2 separate regions of the Mus musculus genome follow, and region 2 is linked to region 1. Evidence: chromatin contacts called from ENCODE Hi-C data. All regions are on one chromosome and are shown on one strand. Each heading gives the region's core, a stretch centred on a gene start or an enhancer-like site at or near the end of the contact. The rest is flanking DNA. Distances are from core to core; before and after follow the strand shown. Region 1 holds the start of Ceacam16 (carcinoembryonic antigen-related cell adhesion molecule 16). Region 2 overlaps Map4k1 (mitogen-activated protein kinase kinase kinase kinase 1).

Region 1 (6,675 bases), core at 1,966-4,465:
AACAATGGGAATGAGTCCCAGTATTTAGGCGAGAGTGTGGGAGCAGGGCCAGACAGGGAGAGCAAGGTGAGGTAAGGTCACAGTTGAAGGAGGGCAAGAGGCAGCAAACCCAGCCTCTGCCACCCCCACTCTCCCTAGCCTTCCTCAGCCCTCCCCAGCCCTCCTTCCCCTTGAGGGCAGCCCAGGACACAGTGATACTCTTGAGGAACTGGGACAGGAGAGCTGCAGGTATGGCCTCCTGCCCAGAAGTAGGCTGCAGGGCAGCAGAGGAGCCAACACCCACAACTACGCCATCAACTAAGCCATCAGCGATGACGTCTGTCACATGGTGACCAAAGATTCTGAGGTCACTGCCTGGACATCCTCCCTCCACCCCAGTGCAGGGGGCAGACCCCCTTTCTAAATGGGCAACCCCCCTTTCTGGATTTGCTTTTCCATTTTCAGTGAGGGTTTTGTTTTTGTTTTTAGAGAGGGTCTCATTATGTTCCCTGGCCTGGCCTGGAACTCACAATGATCCTCCTGCATCAGGACACCATCAGACCTAACCTTTAAGTTTTTCTGTTGTTCTGAGACAGGGTCTCACATAGCTCAGGCTGACCTGGAACTCCTTAGGTAGCTGAGCATCCTCTGACCCTCCCACCTCCATCTCCTGAGTGACAGGGTGATAGGCATGGTCCAGCACACCTGGTTTATGTAGTTCTGGGTATTGAGCCCGGGGGCTTCATGCACGCCAGGCAAGCACTCTACCCACTGAGCCCCAGCCCCAGCTGGTTCTACATTTGCCTCCCTGATCCTCAACAAACACAGGGACTTAACTGATTTTTGTAACTAAACTCTCTGACCATCTGTAACAAGGCTGGCACAGAGTAGGTGCTCATTCGATATTTGTGGAAGGAATGAGTTTGCGTTTATTGAGCAGTTACTGTATGTCAGGCATGATTGTAAGCACCATGCATGCTTGTGTTACAGGACCCACGTTGGGCGGGGGACAGCTGCCCTTCATTACTAGGGGTGAATACTGCCTGAAGAACCCACCAACATTCACAGTTGCTCCAGGTCTTCCTATAAATGGCAGCGGGTTTTAAACAGCCTCAGCACAAGGGCTCTACCCCTGAGCCACTCCCCCAGGCCCTCACTGGTGGATTCTAGGCAGGGGCTCTACCCCTGAGACACACCCCCAGGCCCTCACTAGGGGGGGGGGGTTTAGACAGGGGTTCTACCACTGAACCATGCCCCTGACTTCATAGTTTTTATTTATTTATTTTTAAAGAATTATTTATTTCTTTTATGTATGTGAGTACACTGTCGCTCTCTTCAGACACACCAAAAGAGGCATCAGATCCCATTACAGATGGTTGTGAGCCACCATGTGGTTGCTGGGAATTGAACTCAGGACCTCTGGAAGAACAGCCAGTGCTTTTAAGCGCTGAGCCATCTCCCCTAGTTCTTATTTTTAATTACCAAAGGAGGATGAAGAGTTCAGGTAATCCAGAAATGTTTGTTCACAAGGATCAGTGAGCCTTACCTTCCAGAATCTTGCCAATGTCTTTGTATTTATGGCATCACATGCCGATCAAGTGTGTGTGTGTGTGTGTGTGTGTGTGTGTGTGTGTGTGTGTGTGTGTGTGTGTGTTTAAAAAAAATATTCTGGGCCGGGTTAGTGGTGGCACATGCCCTTAATCCTAGCACTTGGGAGGCTGAGGCAGGCAGATTTCTGAGTTTAAGGCCAGCCTGGTCTACAGAGTGAGTTCCAGGACAGCCAGGACTACACAGAGAAACCCTGTCTTGAAAAACAAAACAAAACAAAACACCAACAACAAACCTTCTGACATTCTGAGCATCCTTGTACTTCTAGTCACCTAGATGGCTGTTATGCAAATGCTATGCAAATTCTTGTTGAAGAGAAGAGAGAGGACTGGAGAGATTGCTCAACAGTTAGAGCATTCATTGGCTGCTTTTCCAAAGGACCCAGGTTTGATTCCCAGCAACCCATGTGAATGAGCTATGGACCACGGAAGCTGTGTAGTAAGACCTTGTGTCAAAAAAAGCTGTTTAGTGGGTGGATGCTCTTGCAGAGGGCCTGAGTTCTGTTCCCAGAACCCTAACTGGGAGGCTCACAACCACCTGTTACTCCAGAGGACCAAACACCCCTGGCCTTCATGGGTACCTGCACACTCATGCAGAGAGCCACACACAACATATAAAGACACTTAATTAAGAAATAAAAATAATTGGCTTTTTGAAAAAGGGAAGAAATATCAGTGCGGTGGCTCAATGGGTAAAGCCGCTTGCTGCCAAGCCTGATGACCCGAGTTCAATCCCTGGAGCCACAGATAGGAGAGGAGACTGCCAAAGGTATCCTCTGGCCTCCACATGCATGAGATGGCACATGCCACCCACCTCATGTAATAATGACAAGACAAAGAAAGGACAGTAGTAGGAGTGGAGAAAAGAGAAGGAAGGAAGGGCAGAGCTTAGGGCAGAGCTTAGCTCAGACAACGGAGCACTTACTGTGTATCCATGGGGCCCTGGGTTCCTTCCCAAGCACAACACACAAACCAGGCATGGTGGCAAACACCTATCATTTCAACAACACTCAGGAGGCAAATGTGGGAAGATCAGACGTTCAAGGTTATCCTTGGCTACACAAGAAGTTCAAGTCTAGCCTGGGCTACATGGAACTCTATTTCAAAAACAAAACAAGACAAAACAAAACAAACAAGCAAACAAAAACCAGAGTCTTTTATTTCCCTTTGATTTTTTTGAGGCAGGGTCTCATGTAGCCCAGGCTGGTCTCCTCATCATTGCCTAGCTGAAGAGGACTTTGAAGTCAAGACCCCCCCCCAAACAAATGTAAGTGTTAAAGATGCCCACCCACCCCACAGAGTTGTGCCATTCACTGTGGTGACACTGGCCACTCCCTGGCTGTCCCGAGGGCTGGAGAAAGAGAAGTCTCCAACATCTACCCCTCAGTGACCCCACTATGCAGCAGAGACATCACAGGCATGGTAGTCAAGAACTGCGTCAAAATTTTCCTGCCTCCCTCCTCCCTCCTCCCTGGCGACCTGGTTCTCCTCTCAGTACCAAATCTGGGCCTTTGGCACAAAGTGGATTAGGCAGCTGCCCCAGGAGGCCTGGCCAGGTCATGGCCCCTGGCCGGTGCCTGCCACACCCACCCTAGTGCCCAAACAGGGCCCCAGATCTTCTGTGACTCGATCCCTCCAAATTCCGGTGATCCGCCCCGGTTCCAAATTGCCGAAAGATCCCAGGTCCAGTGGCAGACTGAGCCAAGCCTCAACCAGGAAGGGCCTCTGAGCAACTGGGACACCATCACCACCAACCATCTCGAACATCAGCCTTGGATGAAAATGCCATTGACCTGGTACAGCTGGTTCCTCCTCAGTGGTGAGCGAGAAGGGGTCCCCCACCCTGTCAGCCCACTCCCTGCATCTCCAAGAGCCTTGAGACAGAGAGGGGAAGCCCTGCCCGGGAGAAGGAAAGTGTGAGCCTTCTTCAGGCATGCACTAGGGAGAGCAACTTTGCTTCCCTCTGGAGCAGTTTGCTCTTGAGAGGAGGCCTGTAGGGCAGGCTGGAGACTGCCACTAAGAGATGTCAGCAGGGAGGCTTTAGAGCAGCCGGAGCAAAACAAGCCACAGAGCTGACTAGTGTCAGGGCTTCCGGACTCTTGTTTGTGGCTTGGTGTGGGTATCTTTGAGGTAAGGACTCCTATAGCCAGGTGGGCCTCCCACTTACTTTGTAGTCGAGGATGGCCTTGAACATCTAACCCTCCCCTCTAGTGCTGGGGTTTCAGCTGTGTCATCATGCCAAGTTTATTGGGTTCTGGGGTTTGAACCCAGGGTTTCACAGGCACTCTACATCCCAAGCACCTTTATGCATCACTGGTGACCCGGCTAACCTGGAACTCTCTCTATAGACCAGGTTGGCACCGAACTCACTGAGATCTGCCTGCCTCTGCCTCCTGAATGCTGGGATTAAGGGCGTGTGCCACCATACCCAGCACTACAGAGGCTGTTGTGTTGTTGTTGTTGTTGTTGTTGTTGTTGAGGCAGGATCTCATTATATAGCCCAGGTTGACTTCAAACTTGAGACAGTCGTCATGACACAGCTTCCTGAGTGTGACCACTGTGCCCGGTTTCTGCTGCTCAGCCTCAGGCTAACTTAGCTGTATATAACAGGGCCTAGTTGCCAGGGTCAGCCAGAGGTCCTCAGAAGCAGGGGTGATTAGCACTTACTGTTTCCCGACTTCGAGTCCTTTCTCCTTGTTAGCAACCACCCCAGAAGGATGTTCACTTGTGGCCCGACTTCCTAGAGAGGAAACCTAGGGCTTGAAGAGGTGGCTTTCTGGCCAGGGACTCACAACACAAATGGCAGAGTTCTGCCTTAAGCCCAGAACCTGCCACTACCATCCACATCCTCTCAGCTGGGAAGGGACTGAAAGCCTGGCCAAGCCTGCAAGTGTGTCTCGTGTGAGAAATGGCAGTGCAGAGGCGTCAGACAAGCCCAGTGAGAAGGAAGAACGAGGACCAGCTCTGTCTGCGTGCAGAGAAGGGGTGGGAGAGGCTCAGGATGTGGCTCAGACCGTTGGGTGCTCCGCTAACACTGGTGAAGCATTGTGTTTGATCCGCAACACTGCCTAAACTGGGTGTTGCGCTGTGTGCCCGGAATCTCACCACTCGAGAGGTGAAGACAGAGAGATCAGAAATTCAAGGTTATCCCTAGCCATATGTCAAGCTTGAAGCCAGCATCTGGGGCCATAGACAGAGGGGATGGGGTGGGGGTGGGGTGAGGGGATTAAGGAAAAGGACAGGAAGGAAACTGAAAAAGAGGGAGGTACTTCACAGATCTCTGCTCTCTATGTGGGGGGTCCTTGGGCATACAGAATGAGCACCCCAAGCTGGGGTGAAAGACTTGGACAGGCCCTGATGTTTGCATGAGGTCACAGACACAGTTGGCTACATGAGTGGAGAGACCTGTTTGAGTCTCAGCCTGGTGCCTCTAATGGAAAACTTGGTGTCCCACCTTGCTCTGCAGAGTAATGGCTAGGCAAGGCATCAGGCCAGGTGGCAGGGGCTGGGGCTGAATGGTAGAGTCTCTTCCTAGAACCCCCCAGTGAGGGGCTGGGGACATGGCTCAGTGGTAGAGACCCTGCCTAGAATCCCCCAGAGAGGGGCTGGGGGCGTGGCTCAGTGGTAGAGCCCCTGCCTAGAATCCCCCAGAGAGGGGCTGGGGGCGTGGCTCAGTGGTAGAGCCCCTGCCTAGAATCCCCCAGAGAGGGGCTGGGGGCGTGGCTCAGTGGTAGAGCCCCTCCCTAGAATCCCCCAGAGAGGGGCTGGGGGTGTGGCTCAGTGGTAGAGCCCCTGCCTAGAATCTCCCAGAGAGGGGCTGGGGCATACCTAGCAAGAGTAAGGTTCTAGGTTTTATCTCAGGAGAAGTGTGGGTATAGAAGGCACAAATCTTTCTTTTGTCTGACCTTGTAGACACTGGGGATGTCCCCCTGTGAGCTTTTCACCTCCTGTCAAATGAGGTCAATTCTGCCCCTTCTGTTCCTTCTCAGCCTGGATCCTGAACACTGGGGCCGAGATCTCCATCACCCCCGAGCCTGCACAACCTGCAGAGGGGGACAATGTCACGCTGGTAGTCCATGGGCTTTCAGGGGAACTGCTTGCCTACAATTGGTACGCAGGGCCTACGCTCAGCCTGACCTTCCTGGTGGCCAGTTACATTGTCAGCACTGGTGATGAGACCCCCGGACCAGCCCACACAGGGCGGGAAGCTGTCCGTCCTGATGGCAGCCTTGATATCCATGGTGCCTTACCTGGGCACACAGGCACCTACATCCTGCAGACTCTTAACAGGCAGTTTCAGACGGAGGTGGGCTACGGACACATGCAGGTCTATGGTGAGCCACCCCCTCTGACATCTCCGGGACTTTCCACTCTCTTCCTCATCCTCACCCTCCTTTGAGGAACAAAAGAGAAAAAAATTATTCTTTAAAATAGCATTGTGTGTGTGTGTGTGTGTGTGTCTGTCTGTGTGTGTCTGTGTGTGACAGTATACACGTGGAAGTCAGAGAACAACTTCGGAGAGTCAGCTCTTTCTTTCTACCCTGTGGAACCCAGGGATCAAAACTCAGGTCATCAGGTTTGGTGGCAAGCACTTTTACCCACTGAACCATCTTGCCAGCTCTTAAAGATGCTTTTACAGTTGGGTGTGGGGGTGCCTAAATCAACACAAAAATGCTCACCTTCTCCATTCTGGCTTCCAGGATGATAACTGTCTTCCAAAGCCCTTCTTTGTCACTATGGCTCGGGGGTACAGAAGTACAGCTTGGTGGTACTTCTTGCCCGGGGACAGGAGGTGCCCCTCCCCTCCCCCTCTGTCTCTCGCTCCGCCCATAGAGATCCTGGCCCCTCCCACGGTCATGGCCAACGACACTGCGCTGGTGGAGCGTAGGGATACCCTTCGTCTCGTCTGTAGCAGCCCCAGCCCCGCTGAGGTCCGCTGGTTCTTCAATGGTGACGCTCTGCCAGTTGCCGTCCGCTTGGGCATGTCCCCCGATGGCAGGATGCTGACCCGGCATGGCGTCCGCAGGGAGGAGGCAGGTGCCTACCAGTGCGAGGTGTGGAACCCCGTCAGCGTCAGCCGCAGCGAGCC
Region 2 (5,842 bases), core at 2,458-4,957, 9.1 Mb before region 1:
ACGGCCCAGAGGTACTCGGTGAACCTGGGTCTTGACCTATGTCCTGCCACCTCAGGTCTGATTATTGATGCTTTTGGGGAGCTCCGAGACCAACAAGAGCAAGTGAAGGAAGACATGGAGGTGCGTTGTGCCCAAGAGTGAATCTAAGGAATTATGGGATACATAGGGACAAATAATTGGGGATATTACTGGTACTAACCTCAGAGCTTGCCAGGGAGATTAAGCCACACATTCCTTTGAAGTACTCAATAAACACCTGCTTCTATTCTGCTTGGGAAGTGCGGTGAGGTTAGGAAACGCATGGGAGCAAGGCAAGGCCCAGAGGTACTAGATGTCACCGAGCCTTCCTTGACTCTGACATCTTCCGTTGTCCTCAGACCAAGTGCTTCATCTGTGGAATAGGCAGTGACTACTTCGACACAACCCCACATGGGTTTGAGACCCACACTCTAGAAGAGCACAACCTAGCCAATTACATGTGAGTGTGGGAAGTGATGGGTGATCAGAGGGTGGGAGTGAGCCTGTTGATAGCCAGGGCAGGACCGCTGAGCCTGGGCCAGCTGCAGAAAAGGATGTGGGTGTCCGTGTGGGTAGGGTTTAGACAATCAGAAATCAAGCATCACTGTGGCTCTGTGAAAAAGTGAAATCCCCTAGTGAGGGGATGGGGGCGTGGCTCAGTGGTAGAGCCCCTGCCTAGAATCCCCCAGTGAGGGGCTGGGGGCGTGGCTCAGTGGTAGAGCCCCTGCCTAGAATCCCCCAGTGAGGGGCTGGGGGCGTGGCTCAGTGGTAGAGCCCCTGCCTAGAATCCTCCAGTGAGGGGCTGGGGGCGTGGCTCAGTGGTAGAGCCCCTGCCTAGAATCCTCCAGTGAGGGGCTGGGGGCGTGGCTCAGTGGTAGAGCCCCTGCCTAGAATCCCCCAGTGAGGGGCTGGGGGCGTGGCTAAATGGTAGAGCCCCTGCCTAGAATCCTCCAGTGAGGGGCTGGGGGTGTGGCTCAGTGGTAGAATTTCTGCCTAGCATGCACTGGGCTCTGGGTTTCATCTTCAACACCAGGAAATAAAACTAAATCTCGATGCAAGTGTGGTTCTTACCTTCCTCCTGTGGTCCTCTGTCCCTCAGGTTTTTCCTGATGTATTTGATAAATAAGGATGAGACAGAGCACACTGGTCAGGTAAGAGGTGCTAACGAGGAACGCGTAGGGGACATGGCTCAAGCCACTCCAGCCGGCTGTTGTCTAGTTACACCCTAGTGTACTCAGTAAACTAGTCTTAAGAGAATCAGCAGGCAGCAGAGAATCCATTATCAAGCGTGTGAAGATGTGACCACGAGACTCTTATCCTGTCAACCCTAGGAGTCGTATGTCTGGAAGATGTACCAGGAAAGGTGCTGGGATTTCTTCCCTGCTGGAGACTGTTTCCGCAAGCAGTATGAGGACCAGCTTAGCTGAGGTCTGCAGCTGGCCCTCCCCCACCTCAAGTGCCTTCTCCACTGCGAGCTCCTCCCCAGGCAGCTGGGGACAGATGATCCTGAACTAGACCAATAAATCCTGTGCTACACCCCCACCATTATTGTGTTGGTCATTTAAATCTGGCAGGGTAGGCACCCAAAAATCTCTCCTCCGAGAATTTCAAGATGACAAGACTAAAGTCAAGTTTATTGGGAGATAAGGTCATGTCATGACCACTAGTGCGTCTGTTAGGAGTCTGCAGGCATCCGTTTCCCATGCCCTCTCAATGGCTCATTCCTGGATGTAGAGGTTGCTGGGGGCCGTAGGGTCATCCGTGGGCCTTGTCTCCACCACTACCGGCCTGAAGAAGACAGAGGCCAAGTCATTCGTTCATTCTCAAAGTAGTTAATAGAAACTGCACCATTCCAATGCCGGGCCTGACAATGACAACACCAGGCATGATGGGATATGCGTACAATCCCAATAACTGGGAGGCTGAAGCAAGCCAAGCTGGAGTTCAAGGTCATCCTCGGCTACCTAGGGAGTCTGAGGTTAGCCTGAGCTATAAAATCCTTTCAGAAAAAGGGGGGGGGGGGTCTGGCCAGGTGGCTCAGCAGGCAAAGGTGCTTGTCACCAAACATAATGACCTAAGTTCAATCTCTGCGACCCATGTGGTAAAAAGAATCGTCTCCTAAAAATGTTCTCTGATCTCCAGGTGCCCTCTGTGCCATGTGTCCCCAACCCCCAATGTGATAGAAGAGAAGCGAGAATCGGAGACCAGCCAGGGCTACATAAGCTATCTCACGGCAACAACAGTAAAAGGAGCCGTGGGGAGTTCACACTCCCAACCTCAAGGGTAGACTAAAGGAAAACAGGGAAGCACCGGTGCAGGGGCTTCTGCTGAGGGCAGCCAAGGCTCCCAAGAGTCACGGTGGAGCCGGAGCCTCGGGAGGGAACCTTGCAAAAGAACATGGAAGGGTTTTCTAGGCTGTGGAAACCTCCTCTCCACACCAGCAGCCTCTCCTATTCCCCATTCGTCCCTCCACCACCATACCTGGGGGAGCAGAGCAGACGGAAGGTGAGGGTGGGGTCTCTCAGCTCCTGCAGCGGCTGTAGAGAAAGTGTGTCTGTGTGTGTGCGGAGAAGTAGGGCCTTCCCTCTCCCTACAGACACGGCTTCCTCAGGGTAAGTCTAACCCCAGACCCACTCATGAAGCTGTGTGACTTTGACAAACATGTGACTTAACTGCTCTGTGTCCAAGACTACTAACCTGCAAAGTCGCCGCGCCCTATCGGATAGGCAACTGTGAAGGGTGGGTAAGTCAGGAACCAGGGAGCCGGTACGATGTGTGCCCTGAAGCTTCCCTACACGAGTCCCTGTCCTGACCCAGGGCTTCTCCAAGCCCATTTAAAGGATGTGAAGGTTGAGGATGAGGGCAAGGGAGTGGTGTGAACTGAAGGAGCCTACCTGTTTCAAGCCTGGAGCCCACACCTGAACTCCATGCTTCCAGAAGGCCTCGAGTCGATCTTCAACCATAGCTAGAGAGGAAGCAGTTCCCTGTGACCTGGAGGTCACAGAGCTCCCACTCTTGACCCTGGACCCTCCCAACTAACACATACCCACAGCCTCGACCGCTTCTGTCATGGGGATCTCAGGGGTGCGGAGCCCAGGAGCTGGTGCCCCCTCTGGGGTCACTAGCTTTAGAGAGCCTGAAGGGAAGTGGAAGGAAGGCTTTGAGCACAACGTCCTGGGCTGAGGACCGGAAAGGGAAGGGAGGAAGGCTCTTACCATCCATCAACACCATCACCATGTCTTCCTTTACTTGGATCACCTGCACTGGTCCCTTGTGCTCTGCGCGAGAGGCAGGGGCTTAAGAACTAACTGCCTAGCTCTGTTCAGCTAGCACCCCTCAGGTCCCTGCCTGCCACGTGCGCTCCACCCTGCCACGTGCGCTCCACCCTGTTATGACCAGTCAAGGAAGACCACACACCCTGTTCCATCTCTTTCTCGGTATCGGGTTCGGGCATAGCCCTGCCCAACCATTCTGCCCTTCCCCTTCCCTGGTGCCCTAACCTGTAGTCCCATCCTTGATTGGCCCCTTCTCACAAGCCACATCCTTTCCAGAAACCATGCCCCTTTTCTGAAGCTCCGCCCTCTTCCCTAGGCCCCGCCCCTTCCCTGCAGCCTGAACCCCGCCCTGCAGCCCCGCCTTGGTCTGCAACTTTTCCCTATTGTCCTCTTTCCTGAAGCACTACCTTTCCAGGACTGCCTTTTCCCTACAGCCCCTCCTTCCCCGGCAGCGTCTCCCTTCCTAGCATCCTTGCCTCTTAGGGGCAAGGCCCACTCACCCGTGCTGGAGTCGTCCAGCCAGCAGGACAGCGCACCGAAGCGCACGGTGTGGAAGAGCACCGACTTTGCCGCCTGCCCCGGGCTCACGCCGATGCACACAGCTGGCAGCTCGGAGCCCGGCGTTGTCAGCAGCGTGAACACCGGCAGCGGCGTGGGCAGCGGGAACAGCACCTGCTGCAGGCCCGCGCGGGGAAGAGCGATTCAGGGAGGCTCTGAGACCGGGGGTGGGGTGGGGGACTAGGTGGGGAGTCCCTCGGAGATTTTCAGGCTTCTTTAGAAAGAAGCAAAGTGTGCTTCTAGAGTAAATGTGGCTTTGTCTGGAGGCGTGTCAACCTGGTGACGGAAAAGCAGGAACACCCCCTACACACACACACCAGGCCAACAAAACCACTTTAGACTCAAAGGGACAGACCCTTAGAGACTGAAGAATAATTAAGTTGTTCAGATGTGAGGGACGGGGCTTAAATATCAGGAAGTGGTTTTCTTTTTAACGATTTACTTATTTTTATTTTATGCGCTTGGTGTTTTGCCTGCATGTATGTCTGTGTGAGGCTGTTGAGTCCCCTGCAACTGGAGTTTCAGACCGTTGTGAGCTGCCATGTGGGTGCTGGGAACTGAACGTGGGTCCTTTGGAAGAGCAGCCAGTACTCTCTTAATCGCTGAGCCATCTCTTCAGACTCTCGGGAAATTTTCAAAATGCCTCAGGATGGGAAGGGAGCAACGACATGGACTGGCGGCTGGGGGGGGGGGGGGGCATCCCATTCTTTATATAAGCGCTAATGGTGGATGGAGCACCCTCGCTCTACAGACTTACCCGGACAAGCAAGAATTTGTTCATTGGTTGGTACCACTGGAGCAAAACCACAGACGTCTCCAATGCCCCACATAAGAATGGGCCCCCAGAGCTAGCACTCTCAGCTGTGGAAGTGGACAAGAATGGGTCAGGTCAGGGTCCCTGTCTCCCTCTAGGATCCCCCAGTATCTCTCCAAGGGTCCTGGACACCATGCCTCAACCTTATTGAGTAGACACTGGCCAGGCACCAGCCCGCCCCATCACTCTGCACCCGGAGGGAAGCTGGCTCTCACCCACACAGCAAGCCCGGCAGCCTTTGGTGTCCTGGATCTTACTGGAGACCATGTTCTTTCTGGAGGAGGAGGAAGAGGAGTGAGGGGCTGCGCGGGCGCACTGGGGGCAGGGAAGCCAATGGCGCCCTGTGGGGCTCCTACCTTGCCAGTAACCGGTGAGGGCTAATGTGAGCAATGGGGCTTCCCGTTCTGCCGTCTTTCCTTTCAAGCAGGCCCAGGATGCTATGAGAATACAGGTAGGGTGTCTTCCCTGCAGTGTGTGTATGAGAGCGGGAGTGTCAAGCAGTTAGAGGACCCTTGCCATCTCTTTGTCTCCCAGCCCGCTGAAACTTCCCAACATGCAAACCCCACTTTCCAGTCACACAGTTCCCAGTCTTGAGACTTGAAAGGACCAGTGTGGTCCAGGCATCACCGTGATCTGCTTAGGAAAACAGAGCAGAATAGGTCGCCTGCCCTCATAACGCTGCTGCACCGGCAACAGGAGTGAGGTTTACCCAGCCCATGAGGTTGCACCTGAAGTTTATTTTTTTGGTGCTTGTGTCTCAGGTCCAGGCTGACCTCTAACTCCCCATGGAGCTGAGGCTGGTCTTGAACTCCCATCCTCCTGACTCTACACCTGGCACATATTTCAAAGTTTAACAGAAAAACCTACCTAAGCCAGGATTGGTGGCACCTGCTCATAGTCTCAGAACTTGGGAGGCTGAAGCAAGTGAGTCACTCTAAGTTTGAGGCTAGCCAGGGATAGACAGTCTCAAAAAAAAAAAAAAAAGGAGGGGAGATGATGATGAGCAGTTCTCTGTGAGGTTGAGGCCAGCCTGGTCTACATGAGTTCCAGGACAGCCAGGGCTACACAGAGAAACCCTGGCTTGGGTGAAAAAAAAGATAGGGGTTGGGGTGTTCTGGAGATACAGCTCAGTGGTAGCACATGTGCCCCACAAACACGGGCCCTAGTACTTACCAAA

Evidence for each region. Hi-C counts contacts between places; a loop is a spot of excess contacts on that map.
Region 2: a map of regulatory T cell shows a loop between it and region 1 (9-fold over the local background). The contact joins the enhancer-like site here to the promoter of Ceacam16 in region 1. A Hi-C loop is called at or near these places in 2 of 37 maps with a recorded cell type or tissue (T-helper 17 cell and regulatory T cell).

Annotation. Positions count from the first base shown.
Region 1 is chr7:19,857,839-19,864,513 of GRCm38, reverse strand. Ceacam16 (carcinoembryonic antigen-related cell adhesion molecule 16) reads left to right here and starts at 3,215. Exons shown (of 6, transcript NM_001033419.2): 1 at 3,215-3,405; 2 at 5,576-5,920; 3 at 6,420-6,675. The coding sequence starts at 3,363. It overlaps Gm19345 (predicted gene, 19345), which reads right to left. Exons shown (of 4, transcript NM_001270489.1): 4 at 6,159-6,675. The coding sequence ends at 6,628.
Region 2 is chr7:28,999,061-29,004,902 of GRCm38, reverse strand. Map4k1 (mitogen-activated protein kinase kinase kinase kinase 1) reads right to left here. Exons shown (of 32, transcript NM_008279.2): 24 at 5,022-5,130; 25 at 4,881-4,939; 26 at 4,609-4,712; 27 at 3,794-3,968; 28 at 3,234-3,296; 29 at 3,065-3,154; 30 at 2,913-2,983; 31 at 2,500-2,555; 32 at 1,624-1,806. The coding sequence ends at 1,737. It overlaps Ryr1 (ryanodine receptor 1, skeletal muscle), which reads left to right. Exons shown (of 106, transcript NM_009109.2): 103 at 56-120; 104 at 378-478; 105 at 1,118-1,169; 106 at 1,350-1,563. The coding sequence ends at 1,445. Among named protein-coding and RNA genes, the nearest start is that of Map4k1, 19 kb to the right of the region's middle. Within about 2 kb of position 3,707, at least 1 of the 3 ENCODE cell types and tissues checked has a DNase peak (open chromatin) inside an H3K27ac peak, as active enhancers do.